2 separate regions of the Homo sapiens genome follow, and region 2 is linked to region 1. A link is a loop called in an ENCODE intact Hi-C map of the cell type or tissue named here. Cell type or tissue: Calu3. All regions are shown on one strand.

Region 1 (5,000 bases):
TTCAGAGGCCCTGTTACTATTTGTGAGATCAAAGGAAAATACAAGAAAGAGCTAGTTGAGGATTACATATATATTTTTTTCAATTTCAACCATATTTTCCCATTTAGGTGGTAATTTTTGCTTCCTAGCTAGAATTTCTAATATCAATTATAGAAGTAAATAAGCACCATTCCATTTACACTTCTTAGAAATATTTAGTAGTACAGTTTTTTAAAAAAATCTCCATATAAAAAGCACATTATGAAATATTGATATTTCATTTTTTCAGACTTAATTAGAAAATTTTATAATATGGTAAAGATTCACAGGAATAATGTAGTCTAAATCTTTAATTTTAATAAAATATTTAAAGCATATAAACAATTTATATAGTAATATTGTAAACACCCATGTACTCAAGATTCAGGCTGAGAAATAGAGCACAGTAGATACAGTTGAAGCTTCTGGTGATGCCTTTCCAATTTCATTTACTTGGCACCCTCCCCACAGTAACCTCTACCCTGAATATCATGTTTGTCATTATCATACATGTTGATATATTTTGCTGTATATAGGTATGTGATCAAATATAATAGATGTAATTATTTTACCTGTTTTTGAATTTTATATACAAATATCATCATCCTATAAGCATCTTTCCGCAACATCCTTTGTTGTTGTTGCTGCATATTATATTTTTTGAGATTCATTTATATCAACTCAAGGAGCTGAGGTAACATTCATTTTTCTTGTTACCGTTTCTACTATTGCAGTATATGAATATTCTATAAATATTTTGTCCAGCTATTTATCTGAAGGTGTTTAGATTATTTCTCTCTCCTACTGTTTTTTTCTCTTTCAAATAGTTGTGGAATGAATAGTTCTAGGAGTGGAAAAACTGGATTATAGGACATAAAAATGTTCAACTATTGCTAAACTGCTCTCTGAACTTGTACTATCATATACTCTCTGTAATTTCTTCACATTTTCATCAATATTAAGTTTTGCTGGACTTGTAAATTTCTGCCAATTTCATGACTGGGAAACAAAAATCTCATTATTTTGAATTGCATTTCTCTAATAACTAGGGGGATTGAGGACCTTTTTCAGATGCTTATTGGACATTGAGAATCTTTTTCTGTCAATCAACTATTCATTTCCTTAACCCATTCTTTCCTATTATATTTTTTATCTTTTATAAGCCCCTTTATGTACTTTGGATAGTAATCCTTCTTTGATTATATGCATTGCAAATATCTTTTATGAGTGTACATTTTGATTTATATAATTGCTTTATTTTAATATATCAAATTTAATATTATTTCTTTATGGACTTTGGCTTTTTTATGTTGTTTAGTAAACCTTTCTGTTCTCATCTACCCAAAATCATAAAGCTATTTCCCTCTAAATGTTGTAAAATTTTGCTCAGCATCTTTAGGTCTTTAACCCACCTTAACATACATACATGTGAAGTTGCAATCTTGTATTATCATTATTTCATATGGCTAATTCAGTGTCTGAATATGTCATCTTCCCTCAGTGCTTTCTGATGTCACCAGTTATTTATCAGGTTTCCACAAATCCATGAATATTTTTCTGGACTTTCTATTCTGTTCCATTGGACTAGTTTCTAGCCCTGAACCACATCTGCATTGCCTCAGTTACTGTTATTTTATGTTAAGCCTTAATAGTTCATATTGGAACTTCCTGAACCTTTTTCTTCAGATTATTCAGATTATATTGATAATTTCTTACCCTTTGCCCTTGCAAACACATTTTAGAATTAACTTTTAGGCTTCCACAAAAAAATTGTAGTAGATTTTATTAATAATTACATTACTTCTATAGATTAATTTACCATATTGATTCTCCCATCCAGGAACATGTATATTTATTGATTTATATGGGTTTACCCCTTAGTGTTAATAGATAAATTAGCCGTGGGCCAAAAAGTGATGGCCCAAAGTCACATAGCCAATTAATAGCAACACCAGTGGTAGAAGAAAGGTCTTTTGACTCCTTAACACCTTGTACACTAAAAAGGCTTAATTATTTAGTCAGTTAAAAAAGAGTGTCTTGGACTGCTTGCAGCTACAGAACCCCTCACAATGAAAGAGAATTCAACTTCTCTAGTTTACTAGGCCCAATTTGTGTTTCAAGCCCTCAAAGTGTGATTAGAGCGCTTGGGAAAACAAAGTCCTGAAATTCCTTGCATTGACTCTTTCTCTGGAGCCTGTCGGAAATGCTAGGGGTAATCTTGAGGTCATTGAATTTAAAAGCATTCAGGTAAGCAACATTGAGGCCTATGTAATGACTCTTAGGTCTTGTTCTGTGACCACAGGCTTACAGGAGCTATCACTTGCTTTGCTGAATGAACACTAAAAGTCCCAAATGAGTAAGAGATTATCTAAGAATACACACACACACAATCATATTCCTTTAAAGGAAATAAAATTTTAAATGTTTTTCTAAAAGCAGCATATCTCAGGAAGAGTGAGGCTTCTTTTAGGTCGATAGTTATTAAAGAAACAAATACAATTGCTTTGAAATCACCGAATTGCCTCAAATTGGCATTTTAGCTACTAACTGCCATTGGGGAAATTTTTGTAGACAAAAAAAAAAAAATAGAATCCAGAGGAGACAGAAACACAGAAGATTCAGTCTTTAAACGTAAAACAAAGAAACATCAGATGCTGTATTCAAGTAGTCATATACTATTCATGTTAATTGCAGTTCAGCCTTCTTTAACTACTGCAGTAGCCAGTTATCTAAAGGGGCAGAAAGAAAAAAAAAAAAAAAGGTGAGGAGAGGGGATGGGAAAAAAAAGTGAGATCCCTGCAATATCGCCTGGAGCCACTAGGGGTATCTTTGTACCATTTTTCATCCTGCACCGATTTGGAGTAGAAACCTATATTAGGGTAAAACCAGGGTCCTCGGCATTTTTTTTTTTTTTTTTTTTTTTTTTTTTTTTTGCGAGGAGTGCACCCAGAATCCAAAAAAGATTTTTTAAAAAAGAAAGAAAGAAAGAAACCAGAGTTTTTTTTCAGTCACCCGAACAGGGTTATGAAATTGTTCTTCTGGACATCAGCACCGGGAATTCATTTTTGAGGTCAATTTCCAATCGAGATAAATCTATTGGATTAGTAGGATTATCTGATTGCAGCCGAAAGAAGTAACGTTGTTTGATCATTTGTATTTCTTGCCTGATGGTCGGATTTACATGGAGGTGGCTTTGGGTCCCCAGGATTCTGGATCGTGGTTGCATCTGGAGAGAAAAAAGGATCAATCGACACGTTTTAGAAGTGTCCGTGGGTGAATAAAAAAGGAGGGGGGGGTGCAAAACTGGGGTTGCGGATGCTTAAAGCAAAAAAAGAGAAAAGGAAGCGTCTTGAATCCTGGAACAAGAATTACCGGGTGCTCGAGATTTCAAAAAAGCGTCTAGAAACTGGTAAATACTTGGACCATTTCAGCTTGAATTTGACGGCGAAGTGTTGTAGAGACCGTCTCCTTGAATCATTGCAAAGGGACCGGGGAAAGATGAGGGGGCTCCCTCTGTGGATTTATCTTGCTGAGGGTAAGTTTGTGGCTCTTTTATTGGGAGGGGGCTGCCAGGGTTTTGTGCCACTGCGCGGAAGGTGATGCGGACGCGGTGCCTGTGAAATGGAGAGAGAAAGGGGAATATAAAACCACCTCGCGCATCCCCGGGGGGATCGCTAGGGAGCTACCTAGATCGAGCTAAAAAACCTTGTTTTTGTGGCGTCGGTGGGGGAGCCAAGCAGCTCTCCAAGCTCTCAACTTTGCATTGAAAATCTCTCAGTTGGGAGACGCTTCCCAGATCCAGTGCTTTCTCCTAGCAATACTTTAAGGAGAGGAGGCAGCGGTGCCTTGGAAAACCTGCATGTAGAGCGGAAAAGCCCAAGTAGAAATCGCTGGTGCTTCGGCCGCCGTTTCTGCGGCTGTCGTGGCTTCTAGGGGGATATTTTGCAGGGGGAATTGGCTGTTTTCATGTTGTCTCCTCCCCCACCCCTCTCTTCCTACCCCTTCCCGCTTCCCGCTTCTCTCAACCGGACACTAAAGGGTTACAGGGTCACTGCACCGGATAGAGACAGTAGAAGTGGGTGGCTGGCCACACATGTTGTCTTGTAATTCACTTGCACGACTTTCCATAATACAAGTCCGAGGTAACTTTCTTCGAGTTGGAGCAGCCCAGGAAGACGTTGCAGGCTTTTTGCCGAGGGCCCAGGCTAGCGAGTGCGCCAGGCAGACGGCTGCATTTCTGATGCATCCCTGCCCTGCCTGCCTCGCCACTTACTGGCTTTTCTTTCCAACTGAGCGGTGCGCGCGCGTTCCCAGACATTTTCTTGCAGCTGAATTCAGGAATTTTTTTCTTTTTTTAAGAATTTTGTAGCTCCCAAGAAAAACTCATCTTTATTTGCAGAAGGAAATCAATTTCAGCAGCTATAATTAATCACTCAAATCAGTGAATATGAATTGACTCAGGCAACTAAAAGTTGCTTTGGAACCCAGAAAAGCATATTATTCTGAAGTAATTTTGGAGTCCACGTAGCTTCAGAACAATTGCATACAAAGAACTGATTTATTTGAGGGATGTATATAAATGTGTTCAGTAGGTTAACGAATCTGAGACTTCAACATCACAATTTTAGTTGGCTTTTTTTTTTAAAGCCAATTCGTTAAATTTTAAACTTGTAGACATTCAAATGCTTTGGAATAAAATGGAGATAGATAAAAGATAAAACATACATTTTGTATGTTCTAATCTTTAGAATAAAAGTGTTACCTTTTTTCAGGGATTTCTGGTTTACAGATTATGACTGTATGCAGATACCTTTGTGGTTTTACCACTGAAGTCTGTGTGTGTGAACTCATCAAAAGGCAACTCTTCAATGTCATCTGAAGCACACTCATTCTCTAGTACTTTTTTTCAGGAATTCCAGATACATGCGACGTTCTGACTATTAAAAGATTAGTCTAACCAAACTTTCTTCCTGGATTTGTGT
Region 2 (5,000 bases), 510 kb after region 1:
TGGGTGACAGAGCGAGACTCCATCTAAAAAAATAAATAAATAAATAAAAAGTAATTAAAAAATAATTTTATAAACACCATCATGAGCCTTATATACAAAGAGTGAGTTTTCAAACATTTTTAACTGCAGAATAGCTTTTGATATAACATTTTTAATGGACACAATGTATATAATAGACAAAAATGGAATTAATGTGATATGTGTGTATAGAATATATAATACATATGTAATATATATGTGTATATGTATATATGCATATAATATACATAAATATAATATATGTAATATATAAACGTACTGTTATTGAGAGGAACTAGGAACAGAAACTGGATTGTCTCCTCCATCTCCCTTGGTGACCCATGAAGGGTTCTCCGCAGAACATGGGTTGATTTAGTTAAGTACAAATATAACCTAGTTATACTATAATAGTGTAAAACTTTCTAAAATGCATTTAACTTAAACAATATAATCATGGAAATATCATTTTATAGAGCATTAATTCCCTGAAAGATATTGTAAATATACCTCTACCATCAGAATACAAAAGTAGATAGAAGGTCGGTTTGAAAATGGATAACTTTTAAATGGGAAAGTCCCCACCAAAATACCTACACCATTCAAGGTGAATGTTTAAATGAGATGACATTTGTGGTAATATATTATAAATTTTAGAAAACCAATTATAACATGATTTGTAACACTAAAGTCCACCTGGCTTCTTTTATGTCATTTAAGTTTTTATTAGATGTGATCATTTTTGAGAAATCATATTGAAATATATTATTCTAGTGAGTACTCTCAATATTGCTTTTTATAATTAAGAATATTAGAATTTTTCTAATGTAATTGAACGTGTAGAAACCATGACAGTGGTATTTAGAAACAAAAATTTTCATAAGTGACCTCAGAAGACAAGGTAACATATTTCTGGAATTAACATCTGGGAATGAAATTTAAGAAAATAAATAAATAAGTTTTTGTGTATGTATGTCTGTGTGTAATCATGTGTGTCTATAAGTTTTTTTTTTTAACTAATGGCTTGTGGCTTTTGCCACAACTGAATATTTAAAAGGCTTCCATTTATTCACCTTGGGAACGATTTGAGGGTTAAGAAGACAATAGGACTATGAGCGCCACTGTAGAAAGATGCTAGCTAGATATAAATGATTATAATTATCCAATATTCTGAATGTTTTCTTAATCAACAGATGGGATATTTCTGTTCATGGCAAAGAATTTCAAAGATGTAATGATTTCATTTTTATAACTATTCAAAATTTTAAGTATAGCTCTGTTTAGAACTCAAATCACTTTAGAAATCATTCATATTTATTCTTCAGGGCAATAATTAGTGAATGGATATGAGTATCTTTGGACTGTCTACACACCAAACAGCAAACTGAAAACTTGGCAGTTGTTCAATTTATTTGATCACTGTGGATTGTCAAAGGGAATATTCATGGCCCAAAAGGGAACCTTTAAAATTATTTGAATTTAGAGCTGCAAATAATCATTTTTATGTTTTAATATAATGTACATGAGTCATTTCTATCCAGTCTGTGTTATAAACAGATAATTCTGCCAGTCACTCACTCAACCTTTTGAATCTCAATCATTAAATCTAAAATTATTTCAATTGATGTGAATGTAGGGCACAATTATGTAGTGTTTTGGAGTGAGTTTATCCAGCCAGCTATGAAGAAAAACATAATATGTAATGGAAAAATATCTGATCCAGTTTACAAAGAAAGTGGTTATAAAGAGTTACTGAAATAGCTCCTGGAGTTTGACAGAGATCAAATCCTAAGGGAAGTGGTCAGAGGTGTGGTACAGTCTCTAATTATGAACAAGGATACTGCTCATTATCACTCCAACACCAGTTCACCCTAAGAAGGTAGTGATTCATTGTCAGTGGGTGAGTGGTGCATAGTTAGCAGAATAACTGCCCGCCATTTAACTAACTCGTGTAGCTCTAAGCATGTGTCTGGATTACCTGTTTTATCAGTTAATCCTCCTGCAGTAGCTTCTCTGCAGTATATCACTGAGGTGGTATTAACATTCGTCTGATAAAATCAAAGCATTTCTCCATAAATGTTGGACCACAGCAAACACATATACAGGAAAAATAAAAAGGAAATTTACATACAAATCACCTTCATAATGTTACTAATTTGTTGCTACTTGCAGTAAAGCTCTTAATGAGATTATCCAGGATTGGGACTATTTCCTTTGAGAGTTTCATTTGCCTCCCGAACATTTTTCCTTCAATTGTGGCTGTGCATTTATTACACTCCATTACCTATATTTCACATTTTGTAATTCAGTTTGTGCAAATTTGTAAAATGTGTTCTTACAACAAAAGGAAAAAAAAATTAAGAGGAAGCTTGTGCATGATCACACTTTTCTTACTATAATATGCATGTCTATGTGCATTTACCTCTATACCCACCTAGCAAATTGGTGAGGGTAAAAGGAGGGTCAGTGGGAAACATTTTTACCAAATTCAGAAAATCTGCTGCCTCAAATGATTTTTCCAGTGTAGTAGATGCTAAGAAAATAAATAGACATTGGATGTCTAGCAGTCTCATCTTTCTGCAGTCCTACTGAGGACTGATTTCACTAGAGTATAGAATGGTACTTCTCAGACTTCCCTGTGCATTGAAATCACCTGATGGTCTTGTTAAAATTCAGATTCTGATTTAATCAGTTCAGTGTTAGGCCTGAGTCACTGCATTTCAAACCACATCCCACAAAGGCCACTGGTCCACAAATCGATCACACCTTGAGTAACAAGAGTATAATCGATTAAACTACTAGTAGATAAACTCACTTTCAGTTTAAATAACTGAATATAAAGCAAATGCATGTTGTAAGCAAACACCAAAAAAGTGAGTAATGCCTTAAAAATGCATAAGCCATTAGAAGATTTATTACATAAGAGCTTGTTTATACATTTAATGAGATTTTAGCTTTGTTAACTTAAATGAGATCTCATTAAACCAATGAAAATGCCACAAAATTAAGATATCAACTAAGTTGGGCTCCCTGCTGTGAAATTCTCATAGTCATAGTGAAGATAAATTATTAAAACTGGACATTTCTATTAAAATCAAAACAGTCTTTAACAACAAATGTATAAATCAAAAAGCCAATGTGCAAAGGAAAACAGTAGAAGTTATGCAACAGACGTTTTAGTCCCAGCTATGCCATAGAACCCGTTTGCATTATTTATACATTGAAGATGATAAACACCTGGCTCGAATCTCATAAATATGTAGTTAGATCTGAATATGATAATTCATTTGTAAGCATCGTGAATGAATTATAATTTATACCTAAGACTTTTTTAAAATTGCAATATTATTTGCTGCTGTAGATAACATGCATATGCTAATTCACAGTGTTTAAGGCTGTTTATGATCTCCAGGTTTTAAGATATGTGTGGTCAATTTTAGTTGATATTGCATTTTTAACAATGCCCCAGTTTCACTGCAAAAATAGACTTAAATGCACAGATTTTGTTGAAATTTATAGCAATGCGTAACAATATTAGTTCTTATTGAAGGCTTTCCCTGGACTTCTGAGGATTAAAGGTGAGAATATAATTCCAAATCTGAGTAAACACTTATAGAAAGTGATTAAAACTTATTTAGTGATAGAAATCAGTGATTATTTTAACTTGGCAGTCTATGTGCCACCATTTTAGCCTTTTAGTATGACATAGTAAAGTAATTCAAAGGGAAGGCTTAATTAACTTCAGAAAAAAAAAGTTCAAAAGAATGCAGTAATAAAAATAGGCCCTCTTGTGAAAAGAAAACTTGTTAGTTAATTCTTATATCTCAAAGAGAGATAAACTGTGAAAATACCTGTAGAGTTCATTCTCAAGGCAATAGAGTGTTTCTCGACGTCCACGTGTGGACAGGATGCAGTTCTGATGTGTTTTGCTGAGTCAGGGATTTCTTGTGGCAGCTGTCACTGTTGATGCATCATCTTTAAAGACGTGCCTGAGAACTTTGCCATGACCCTTGGCGGCTTGTTGATTTTTCTGTGGAAATGTATGAAAGTATAATTTAGTTTGTTTGGGTTTTACATGAATTAAATATGGGGTTTTTGCTCCTCATTGAGCAAAATAAGGTGAAAAAAACTTCCTTAAATATTTCAGAGTTTGACTCGAAACGAAAACTCAAAATGTAATCTTGTGCTGTTATTTTTGTTTCCATTGTGTGATGCCAGAGGCTATAGACAACTAAGGAATCTTTCAACATGGCTTGAAATTTTGCATGTATCAATAAATACCTATGGTAAAAAAAAAAAAACTTTATTTTAATTTTAGCTACTCTATAATGTTCACCGTAAAGTATAATTATTTTCACTTATTTTTATCAATTTAATTAAACATATTTTATTGAGCTCTACCCCACTGCTAGAAACATATTCCAAAAGTACAAGGCTCATCTTGTCTCTCTTGGTTTAAAGTCTTTCAATGCCTTTGCTTTCCCAAGGCATTTGCCTAAAGTTAAACCCTTTCAGTGTGGCCCACAAGCCCCCTTAGGATCTGTCTCTGTCTGCTTGATGTATAACCCAACTTCTCCCCTCACCCCATCACTTCACATGCTGGCTTCCAGCCACACGGAACTCTAAAAGTGGTTTCTCCAATGTGCCATCTTCTCTTAAGCCACCAGGCTTCACATAGGCTGCAGTTTATCACTAAAAAGGAAGTTTCCTTTTTTTTTTCTTCAAAATCCCTTCATTTCAATTAAGAAGTCACCTTCTGCCTCCTGCTTTCTAAGATCTTCATAAGGGGTAAGAAAGGTGCCCCTTCTAAGTAAAGTGACCATTTTTTTTCTAGTTCACCAGAGAAAGTCTCAATTTATGTCAATTTTCTCAACATTTCATTTATTTAGCACTCCCTTTCACTCACAATGGGGTGTGTCATCCTGGTTTGGATGACACACTCCACAGCCATCATACTTCTAGAGGCTCCGTTTTCCCCTCTGCAG

The links. Hi-C counts contacts between places; a loop is a spot of excess contacts. Peaks named below come from ENCODE experiments on the same cell type or tissue, not always from the same donor. Only the 100,000 strongest peaks of a DNase experiment are listed, where the experiment ranks them.
Region 2: it touches region 1 in a loop (2.9-fold over the local background); 3 of 110 quality-filtered maps call a loop at or near these places.

What each region holds. Positions count from the first base shown.
Region 1 is chr3:173,581,482-173,586,481 of GRCh38, forward strand. The region is part of intron 1 of NLGN1 (neuroligin 1); the gene reads left to right. Among named protein-coding and RNA genes, the nearest start is that of NLGN1, 190 kb to the left of the region's middle. In Calu3, a CTCF peak has its summit at 2,846; DNase peaks (open chromatin) are centred at 2,840 and 4,240.
Region 2 is chr3:174,095,974-174,100,973 of GRCh38, forward strand. The region is part of intron 4 of NLGN1 (neuroligin 1); the gene reads left to right. Among named protein-coding and RNA genes, the nearest start is that of NLGN1-AS1, 180 kb to the left of the region's middle. In Calu3, no CTCF peak of the experiment used is centred here; a DNase peak (open chromatin) is centred at 2,748.